Regions from separate parts of the Homo sapiens genome. Here region 1 is linked to region 2. Evidence: chromatin contacts called from ENCODE Hi-C or POLR2A ChIA-PET data. All regions are on one chromosome and are shown on one strand. The core of a region is the stretch at or near the end of the contact, and the rest is flanking DNA. Distances in the headings are between cores, read along the strand shown.

Region 1 (5,349 bases), core at 2,309-4,808, 81 kb after region 2:
CACCAAGACATACAGCCTGGCACATCGTAGGTGCTCAATAAAGGTTAGTTGCTCTATTCTCCTAATGACCTTCATCTACCCCGTGGGTTAAGCTGGTGATACTAGGGGCTCCACTTTTCCACTGTCTCAACTCACTTTCTCTGAGCAATGTTACCACACTTGAGGCATTATGTACCACCACTTATTCAAAGTTGTAACTTCTTTCCAGACCTCTCTTCTCACCCAGATTGGGGGCCGATGTTGCCTGAGCCCCTATCACACCCAGAAACCCCTGTGAACCACACAACTGTCAGGAGCCTCTTGCCTGTGTCTTCAAGGGTCTTGGCCACAGCTGATTGGACCAGGGGCTGGTGCTGATCTTAGACTGGTCACGGTGCAAAGTCCCCACCCAAACGCGAGAGCTCTGTACGGACACAGGATGTAGAAAGACCCAATTAGAGCCTCTCTGTGTGCTCTTTGAATGTGAGATGGAGAGGAGGAACTTGGTATTGGCAGCCAGAACTGAAAGAAAAAAAGAAAATCCAGGACATAGCTTCCTCGTGGCAACCAAACCTAGGGGTAAGCAGCAACATTGAGGAGAAGCAGAAATAGTCACATTAGAAGCTGAGACACGCATGTGCAGGGGTTCCTAGAGCCAGTGGCAAAGGATGCCTGATACTGTGCCGGAGCTGCTGGGAGTCACTGCTCGTCATGGAGGGCACCCTGAGGCCCCATGGAGCCAAGGCGTTGGGACAATTTCCTGTCTCTTACTTTTCATTGCTTCGTTTCCCTCTTTCACAGAAATACATATATATTCACTCCCCCACCCCCAATTGTAATTAAAAGATGCTCATAGCCGTCATTTCGCTACAATACATGCTGTCATCTGAAAAAGCTTTCTTTGCTCCTTGGAGCTTAACCAACACAACTTCAGAGCTGCAGACCCACCTAGACATCCACCATAGTGACTATAAGATATCCTTTTCTAGAGTCTGCTGAATGAATACATGGATGAATGAATGAATGAATGCATGTATACACACATACAAACAGGGGGATAAAGGAGGAATGAGCCAGACGGGACATAATGAAAAAGCAGGGAAGAATTAAGACAGTGCAGAGCCGCGGGCAGCAGTGATTGAAGCTTTGATGCTCAAGCATCCGTGGGCTCCTCGTTTCTGTAGTGCAGAGTAAACACAGAAGTAAAACAGGGTGTGAGTGGGCATCAGAATCACCCCATGGCTTCTCAAAACCCAGATTGTTGTCCCCACCTACAGAGCGAATTCAGGTCTGGGGAGGGCCTGAGACTTTGAGTTTCTAACCAGTTCTCAGGTGATGCCTGGGGACCCACAGAGTCAGCAGAATTCCGAGAAGTGAACGTCTACAAAAGCCAAAGAGCTCAGAGGTGCGGCAGAGGTTCCCTCAGAGGTTGAGGGAACTTCTGTGTTGTTGGTCCAGATAGTGATTTGCAGAGGACAGCAGATTTTGCAGCTTCCTGCCCCCTGAAAAAATACAAAATAAGGATTCCTGTCTCATTGTTAAATTTTGCAGGCAGGGAGGGCGAGTTGTCTTCATTCAAGCTCTTGTCACACTGTCCCCAGAACCTGGCCCCGACTAGGAGAACGGCCTGCCTTGGTTAAGGGGTCATTCAGCATTCAGTGTTGTCTCACTCAGAATCCTGCACTTCCAGCTAAAATCCAGCTCAGGTCAAAGGCACTCAGTGCAGTAAAGGCATCTGTGCTCAGAATCCAAATATCAATAGAACAGAAACTAAAAATAATCAAAACCACTGAAAGGAGGTTAAGAGTCCTGTCCTGAAAACAGCTATTATTTGCCCATCCTCTAGGTTACGGTCAAATTAGGACTCAGGAAGCGAAGGCTCTAGAGCTCCCTCAGATGGTTATTTTTATTTCAATTCCATCCCCATGTCAGAGTGTATTTCATTACTTACTAGACTTGGGACATTATTGGTTGCCTGCTGTATGAGTTTCCGAGGGCTGCTGTACAAAATACTGGCACCGTATGGCTTAACAACAGATTGATTCACTCACAGTTCTGGGGTCAAGGTCCTGAGATCAAGGGCCATGCTCCCTGTGAAATCAGCAGGGAAAGATCCTTCTCTCTTCTTCCAGCCTCTCTTGGTTTGCTGGCAATCCTTGGCCTGCTTCGGCTTGCAGCTGCATGGCTCTGATCTCTGTCTTAGCTGTTATATGGCATTCTCCTATTTTTATAGGGACACCAGTCATCTTGAATTAGGAATCTGTTCCACTCCAGTATGACCTCATCTTAGCTAATTACAGCTACAAAGACCCTATTTCCAAATGATGTCATGTTCAGAGGTACTGGGAGGTTAGGACTTCAACATATCTTTTTTTGGAGGGGACACAATTAACATCGACCCTAGACCTTTACCTTTTTCTCTAGTAAATCCCAGATTTTTCCAAAAGCATACTAACTGATAGGCCTACAGATAAAAATACCCAAGCAGAGACCGGGACGACCCTGCCAATGTGGTAATGGCTCGTCCCAACAAGTTATTCCTTGTGCATAATAGTTCTTGGGCTCAGCCACAGAATGTGCTCTTTCTATGTATTTACAAGATTACAAGATCTTGCTCTGTCACCCAGGCTGGAGTGCAGTGATGCAATCATAGCTCACTGCAGCCTCTAACTCCTGGGCTCAAGCAATCTTCTTACCCCAGGTTTCAGAGCAGCTGGGACTACAGGTGCGCACCACCATGTCCAGCTAATTATTTTATTTTTTGTAGAGACAGGGTCTTGCTATATTGCCCAGACTGGTCTCAAACTCTCAGCCTCAAGTGATCCTCCCACCTTAGCCTCTCAAAGTGCTGGGATTACAGGCATGAGTGACTGTGCCCAGCCTCTATTATTTCTTATAACTGCATATAAACCTAAAATTGTCTGTTAAAAAAAGAAAAAAGAAAAAAAGAAAAAGAAATGACTTGCTGGGGTTGGGTTGGTAGGGAGGAGAGCTGGGTCCTGGTCTCCTTTAGAGTAATGTGCTTTGATTATGTAACAATTGTGGAGTTCTGGGTCCTTCTGCACCTGGATCTTTCTCTGGGGAATGGGAAGGCGAGAAAGATAAGGCAGGGAGAAAGTGGGGATGTTGCATTTACTCCCCAGACCACCCTATGTTTCTATGTGTACAGGACAACGAGCTGGGCCATCCTTCCCTAGGAGAATAACTGGTCACCTGAGCCCAGCAGCAACACCTCAGAACCTTCCAGAAAGCCCAAGAAATTACAAAGTCATGCTGCCAGTGGGCCCACAGGTCAGCACCGTGTTGCCAGCAGGATGTCCTCTCCTCAGCCACACAGAGACTTGGATCTGCTGCTTCTGAACACAGGCTCCCACCCAGGGGAGATGTCTGTAGGTCTTCCTTCAGCCATGTTCCCCCAGGGAGGCTTGGCCTGGCTCAGACTCTCCTTGCGCTCCAGCCCCCGAGGAGTTTCTAAAACCTGCCTTTGCCAAGGGGCCCATCAAATTCTGTTTAGAGGCAGGAGGGTTTGTGTGCCAGCAGGACGGTTGCTATATTGCCCAGGCTGGTCTCAAACCGCCCACAGAGAGTTCTGGAATGTCCCCCATGGCATCCCATCCACTGGGAACCTTTGCCCTTAGGGGCTTCTGGGGCATTCACAGACAATAGTACTGTTGGCTTCCTGTTCCACCCAGTGCAGACCAGAAAACAAGTCATAGGAACTGAGGGCCTTGCCTTGAGCTCTGCCCGCTTCAATCAAGAGGCCACTTGGCTTTTTCAGCTGGGCGCGGTGGCTCACGCCTGTAATTTTAGCACTTTGGGAGGCCGAGGCAGGCGGATCACCTGAGGTCAGGAGATCAAGACCAGCCTGGCCAAGATGATGAAACCCCGTCTCTACTAAAAATACAAAAAAAATTAGCCGGGTGTGGTGATGGGTGCCTGTAATCCCAGCTAACTCAGGCAGCTGAGGCAGGAGAATCGCTTGAACCCGGGAGGCAGAGGTTGCAGTGAGCGGAGATCAGGCCACTCCACTCCAGCCTGGGCAACAGAGCGAGAGTCCGAAGAAAAAAAAAGAGGCCACTTGGCTTTTTCAGAGAGCAAGAGGCACGATGGCAGGGAGTCAGGCAGATGACTTCATAAAGGAGACCAGTTCACTGCCCTCCGTTGGCCTCCCCACACTTTGTCTTAGGTCACCCTTCAACTGCTGCGTCCTCTCCTGTGTTTGATTGGTGTTTTCAAACGCTCAGCAGCAAACCAGTGGAGGTGGGCTTCTCAACCAGCAGCTCCCAGTCTATGAGGTCAACCTCCAAACTGATTTCCACAGTAAAACCATCCTTTCCTCTGATTGGAAGGGATTTAGGCTCCCCCTCCCCCAATCAGCAACTTGCACCCTCAAAATGAACTACTCCTGCTGAGCTGCCTGGGAGCAAGATTAGGGGGAGACACTCTCCTCTCTGCCAGTGAGTCACGCCCTCTAACAATTTCTGTCCTGCCCATATGGTCCCATTATGATTGGGGAAAATAAAGAAAAATATGTTACTCTTTATAATGTATAGAAAATCTAAATATTATAGCAAATCTGGTAAAATCAACATAAATATTGCCAATGCCAAACCACTGTGTCTGTGTGACTAGAAAATGATGAAGGTCACAGGTAGTCCAGGCTTATTGTAAGTGGCATCTCTACCCAATTCCCTTTCCACCGCTTGTTCCTTGCCCACAGAACTTCACATATATTTATTCACATGTCACTATAGCAACCTAAAGATGAAATATCTGAATGTAAATGTAAGAAGGGATAAAAGCAGATTTCACAGATTCTTCAGCGCTTTGAAAATAGGCTGCATCTCCTTCCGTTTCTATGTGACCGTAATAACCTGGACCAGGATTGCCCAGGAAAACAGGGCGAGGCAACCCCTGGGCGCTGGGGTGCCAGGTTGGGCCCCTCCCCAGAGCAGCCTCCACCAATGCCGCCCTTGAGCCAGCATGAGGAGGCGCCTTTGCCTCCCGGGGCCATCCTGGGGACACAGGAGGATGTTGTAGGGGCATTGCTGGAACCTGGAGCCTGCATGGGATGCACCTGAGGCGCGGATGCGCTCGGCCCCGCCCTACCTGAGCACAGGTTGGGGAGATTCCTAACCCTATCCCTAACCCCAACCCAACAAAAGGGCGTTGACTTCAAACCAGCCCAGGCTGGCTGCGCCAGAGCCAGCCAATGAGACATCGCCCTGCTTCCCGGTGAGTGGAGGACACAGCCCCCTCCAGGGAGCTACATTGAGTGTGCTGAGAAGGACCTGTCCTCCCCACCTGTCCACACTCATTTTCTGATTTTTTGTTTTTAATATAAAAAGAAGCTTCTCGTTCCACTGTTAC
Region 2 (4,923 bases), core at 1,448-3,947:
GAATATTTAAATATGTTGAGTCCTTTGAGTGTGGCTGTTTGTTGGTGGCCATTGGTGGGTTAGAATTGGGGGAGTTAGTGAATCAAAGACTAGAGAGACTATTCGCAAACACAGACGTTAATATGAGAACACAGGAGTATAAACTTAATGGGTAGATGCAGGGGCAACTCTAAATGCATCCCTGCATTGAACACAATACAGAGATTGTGTTCTCAACAGGTCAAAGGACCAATGAGCAAACGCTGGTACAAGGCTTGGGGACTTGGGGCAACAGAGTCCATGAAAGCATCAATCACCACACGTTTTTAAAAGTGGAAACCGAGGCAGTTACCCTGAAGGATGACCGACAGAGGAATAATATTTGGCTACCACTGTTCAATTGCCTTTCCCAAACACAATGCTTTGCTTGTTTCTCCGGCTTCCTGCAATCTTTCATGTTTTAGATACACACATTTCAATCCAAGTATTTCAGTTGCCATAACAACTTCATAAATTTGTTCTCAGATGTCCTTTTTAATCACATCATTTAAAACAAGCTGGATGTGTCGCTGGAGTGCCTCAATTTATTCCATTCGCACCTAGCTCCTAAGGAGTCTGGTATTTGTTTCTTTTTCTCTAAGAAGCTCAAACACCTGAAAATAACATCGCTATCTCCTCTCTGTCTCCACAGGCAAGGGAAGTTTTTTTAAAAATGCGTGTGTGGCCTTATTATTAAGTTTTTTAAATCCAGGTGATATTATGCCCAGAAATCGCCCCCTGGTTCACAGAAGAGAGACTGCTAACGCCACCCAGGTCTGTACAGGAGGCCCCTGCCCAGAGAATGCTGCTTTATTTCCACATATCAATTATTTATGCCGCCAAACAGGTTTTTGATAGAATCCTAGTGGTTTTAATTGGCTTCTGGTGACTATTACTATATAATACCTTTAAAATATCATCTACCTTATGATGGGAAAATAAAACTATGCCAATATGTAAGTTTCAACGGCATGCATTAATTTTTAAACTACTCCCGGATGTTTTAGGATTTCCTGCCAATAAAGAATAGGGCATAGTATTCCTGGCATCATTAAATAAATGACTTTTGCCAACATCAACAAGCAAACAATAGAAAACAGGACTCCACCAACAAATGAAAAGGGGGTGTCAAAAAATTCAAGCCTGGCTTTTTGCATATGTAGTGAAACTGAAGGCACTTCCCCAGCAAGTATTGAAATGCACAGATAAGAACACAAAAGGCCTTGAAGTGGTTTGAAGGGTCGCAATTTGCTATTAAACACAGCAGATGGAAACCTGTGAAAGCCCACTTAACGGAACTTTTGAATGCTCCTGTGTGAAATCAAGAGTCATGCACAAGTTAGGGCAATCACTGATTCTACAGTTTTTTAAATTGCACTCTCAGTTTGTTAGAGGAGAAATACACACACACACGCATATATATACATATATATATATACACACACACACACATAGCTTAGAGGATGATTTAGAAGAGGAATACTAATCCCCTCTCTGTCAGAAATTAAAATGCAAGGGTGAATAGCATGCAACTAAGTACCAGCAAAGAGTAAATATTGGTTATGTTTAGGAAAGAGCATAAAAACAGATGTGATATAAAGTTAGACCTTTCACTTCAAAAAATACTAAGCAACTAGTTCTTTGCCCCTGGGGGAAAAATCTCTTTTAATTATGTAAAAAGTGAAGAGACGGTAGTAGGATTCTTTACCTTTGAATACTAAATTAGGAAACAGCAGCATCAAAGGCAGGCTTGATCTGTTTTGCCTGAAAAATTAATAGGCTTTACAAGTCCTTTGCAATGGAGTCTAGGATTGCATAAAAAAAGAGGCTCTGGTGACACCAACAGTCCCAGGAACAAAATGCAGCTGTGGAGGCGGGTTGGGGGTTGGGAGAGGGTTTTTGTTGTTTGGTTTTGGGGGATTTTTTTTACTTTTCTTTAATCAAAATGGATAAACCCGGCTGCCGAAACTCCGCAGAGAACCTGCTCTGCCCGAGGCTTCCTCCCCACCCCACCTCCTTGTTCCTGTCCACACCCCGCCCCGCTGCCTGTGGCCGAGGCCTGTCGCCGGGCTGGAGGGCCTAGCTACCCCAACTCCGCGGTTTCAAAGCGCAGAGAGTTGAAAGGAGGGGAGGCCGGCGTGGGGGAGAGGGACACAGGAGGAAAGGCCTCAGTCAGAGTCCCCGGCAGCCTCGGGGTTTCGCGATGGTTCCCTCCTGGTCCCTCCTGGAAGTGGGAGGCGGACCCTGCGCTTTGCAGCAGAAACTTTCTGGGAGCCTGGAAGACTTGTCACCCAGTCCGCGGTCTCTCCAGCAGTGGGAGGAGCGCTGAAGGTGGTGATTACTATCGACAAACCTAAAATTCTTTCTCTTGAGAGCTCCCACACTATTCACCCCGAGTGGGCCTGCGGATGAAGCTGCTGGTGCCAAAAAGGGTAGGAGGGGGCGCCATGGCAGTCCCCTGCCGGCGGCCCCTTATGAAACCGGGCCGGTTGCTCTGCAGAGCGCACGCAGGCGGCCTTCTGCTCGCACATCGAACTGGCATCCTCGTCTTTTGTCCATGACGTCCCTGTGCCCCACTGCTGCAGCCGAGAGGGACCGCGGCACCAGCGGGCAGGGAGGGCTGGCGCGCCCCGCCAGGTCAATAGCAGGAAACTCCGAAGGCAGGGCGAGGAAGGCACGGGCTTGGGTTCTGCCCCGGACTGCGAGGAAACATGGAGACTCAGGGCGAGCAGCTCCTAAGGAAGCCGACTTGGCTTCTGTTCCTGGGAAAAGCGGATCAAGAAACTCGCTGAAGACCACTATTTACAGATGAGCCACAGCAGAGCTGCTTAATTCACTCAATAACAAACCTTAATTGCTCAAAACAAAGCAGCTAAGTCTCTTTAGAGTGCTTCAAAGGCCCTTCACATTGTAACTTGCAGTATAAAATGTATGCAATATTTCCAAAAAAGAAAAAAAATTCAGAATCAAGGATAAAGTTAGAACTTTACCTTAATCTTCTTTTAAAGAGTTTTTTTCCCCATCTCCCCCTCTAATTAGGTCAAAATTTAGATGTTATTATGATCTAACTACAATCTGTTTATTTTACTGCCTTTTTAAAAGAAAAGAGACATTTGTGCCTTAATCCTAAAAAGCCCCAAATCTGAATTTAAAAGAATAACATTATTGGACAATTATATGGAAAGTCAAGAAAGATTTTTGAAAGAACTATCAAAAGACAATATTTATATAGAATTCAAGCATTAGCGGTGAGCCTGACACAGCAAAACCATTGTATTTTCCACTAGTTTTGTTTTGCTCTATACAGCTGTGTTTTCACAGATGCAAAGCCATGTGTCTCCACCAAAAGGTTTAGCCCTCCCTTCAGATGTGAATGCGGATCAAAGGTTCAAACGCAGAAATACAAGATCCTTTTCCCTTTGGAACATGTTTTTATTTTTCTGCAGTGGCTGCAAACCAGAATTTCCATCTGTTGTCCTTCTGCAGTATACAGGTTAACCTTAACAGTGGGGCTCGGAGCACTGTTATCTCAGCTAAGAAGTGCACAGATGAAGCACGTCTGCATGTACCATCAGAGCAGCTCCCCAAGATGTCCACGCAGCTAAGACAGAATTGAACCAGGCAGGAGCAGAATCCATTTTAGTTGACATATAGAAATTAATTTTCATTTCTGTGCAACATCAGAACGGATGATGAATTTAAGATGGGGTTTTGCTTTCACACCACATGCACCTTGGTAAAGATAACATCAACCATGATTTCCTGTCTGTCCCTCCTCCTTCCTAGAGCCAGCAGTATGCAATAAGACATTTTGCATTTGAATCTCAGCTTGCTGAAAATTCTCTAACAACAGAAAATGATTTGATAAAACAACTCATTAATTTTAAGTATCTTACAATTTACCAACCCATAATTTTGAATGGAAATTTTAAAAAAATTTGTTACCTATTAATCCTTTTAATAACTCATCCTCTCAATTTCCATTTCTTTATCAAACATACCCTCAGAGTGACTGAGAGAGAAACAGGTTTCTCTATTACCTACTCTAAACATGGATTTACTGCCATGTAAACATTGGCTTAGGAGAACAGTAAAAATGCGGCAATGCAGCTAACAAGGTGGGAGGCTTTGAAGGTATTTCTGCCAGGTTTTTAAGGTCACTAAATGTTAAGAGAAAAATGAACTAGAGAGGAACATATATATATACCTATCTGTAGACGATCAAGAGAGGTTAGAGGGACAAATGGCGGGATGACAGATACAAAGCTTTGGCTAGTTCATGGGGAGATTTTACAGAAGCCCAAAGTGGAAAGTGCCGTGGACCCGACTGAACACCAATGTGTGAGTGCCATCTAGTGGTCTGCCTAGAACTGCACCCTGGTCTACTCCCTGACAAACACGCCACCCTAAGGTCTGGGGGTTCTCCACCCCATTTCTCCACCGCATCCTGGCTCATTCTATCACTCCCAACCCTTCTATCCGATTACTGTACCTTTTCTGCTCTAATTACAAATAAACTAAAAAGCCAAAAAGCCTCAGAAAACAAAGCAGGAAGAGTGATAATCTCAAAGGTGGGGGTGGGTCTGGAAAAAAGGAAAGTGGCCTCACAGGTCTCCCCGCGAGACTGTCACAGAGCTGTGCAGGAAGGCTTAAAAGGGCTGGCTCCAAGACAATAAGGAATCGTCTTGACCGCACCTGCGAACCAGACTAAATGAAAAGTGCGCCCTGCCGCCTACACATGCCCTCTCTGTCCTCAGTATGTTAACCTTTCTGGGGGGAAATAATTAACTCGATGACTGGGCAATGGTTCACTCATCAATATCTCTTCCTAGGTGCTCTGTAAAGAGTCAAGTCCAATGTGACGTAGGTGGAGCTAGTGTTCATGATGTCAGGCCATCCCTGCCA

Evidence for each region. Hi-C counts contacts between places; a loop is a spot of excess contacts on that map. ChIA-PET counts read pairs that join two places held with the same protein, here RNA polymerase II (POLR2A). Pooled maps may share reads with other maps.
Region 1: a loop to region 2 is called in a pooled map, with 2.2 times the contacts of the local background. The contact joins the promoter of LINC01039 here to the enhancer-like site in region 2. A Hi-C loop is called at or near these places in 2 of 50 pooled maps. POLR2A ChIA-PET finds 5 or more read pairs at or near these places in 4 of 52 experiments (CD4-positive, alpha-beta T cell, activated CD4-positive, alpha-beta T cell, activated CD8-positive, alpha-beta memory T cell and 1 more).

The regions. Positions count from the first base shown.
Region 1 is chr13:99,575,321-99,580,669 of GRCh38, reverse strand. LINC01039 (long intergenic non-protein coding RNA 1039) reads right to left here and starts at 3,558. Exons shown (of 4, transcript NR_126390.1): 1 at 3,279-3,558; 2 at 2,031-2,200; 3 at 305-501.
Region 2 is chr13:99,655,750-99,660,672 of GRCh38, reverse strand. The region is part of intron 1 of CLYBL (citramalyl-CoA lyase); the gene reads right to left. Among named protein-coding and RNA genes, the nearest start is that of MIR4306, 15 kb to the right of the region's middle. RefSeq lists enhancers at 915-1,430, 2,311-2,360, 2,371-2,460, 4,361-4,923. Within about 2 kb of position 2,697, at least 29 of the 41 ENCODE cell types and tissues checked have a DNase peak (open chromatin) inside an H3K27ac peak, as active enhancers do; they include CD4-positive, alpha-beta T cell, where a contact is called at or near this core.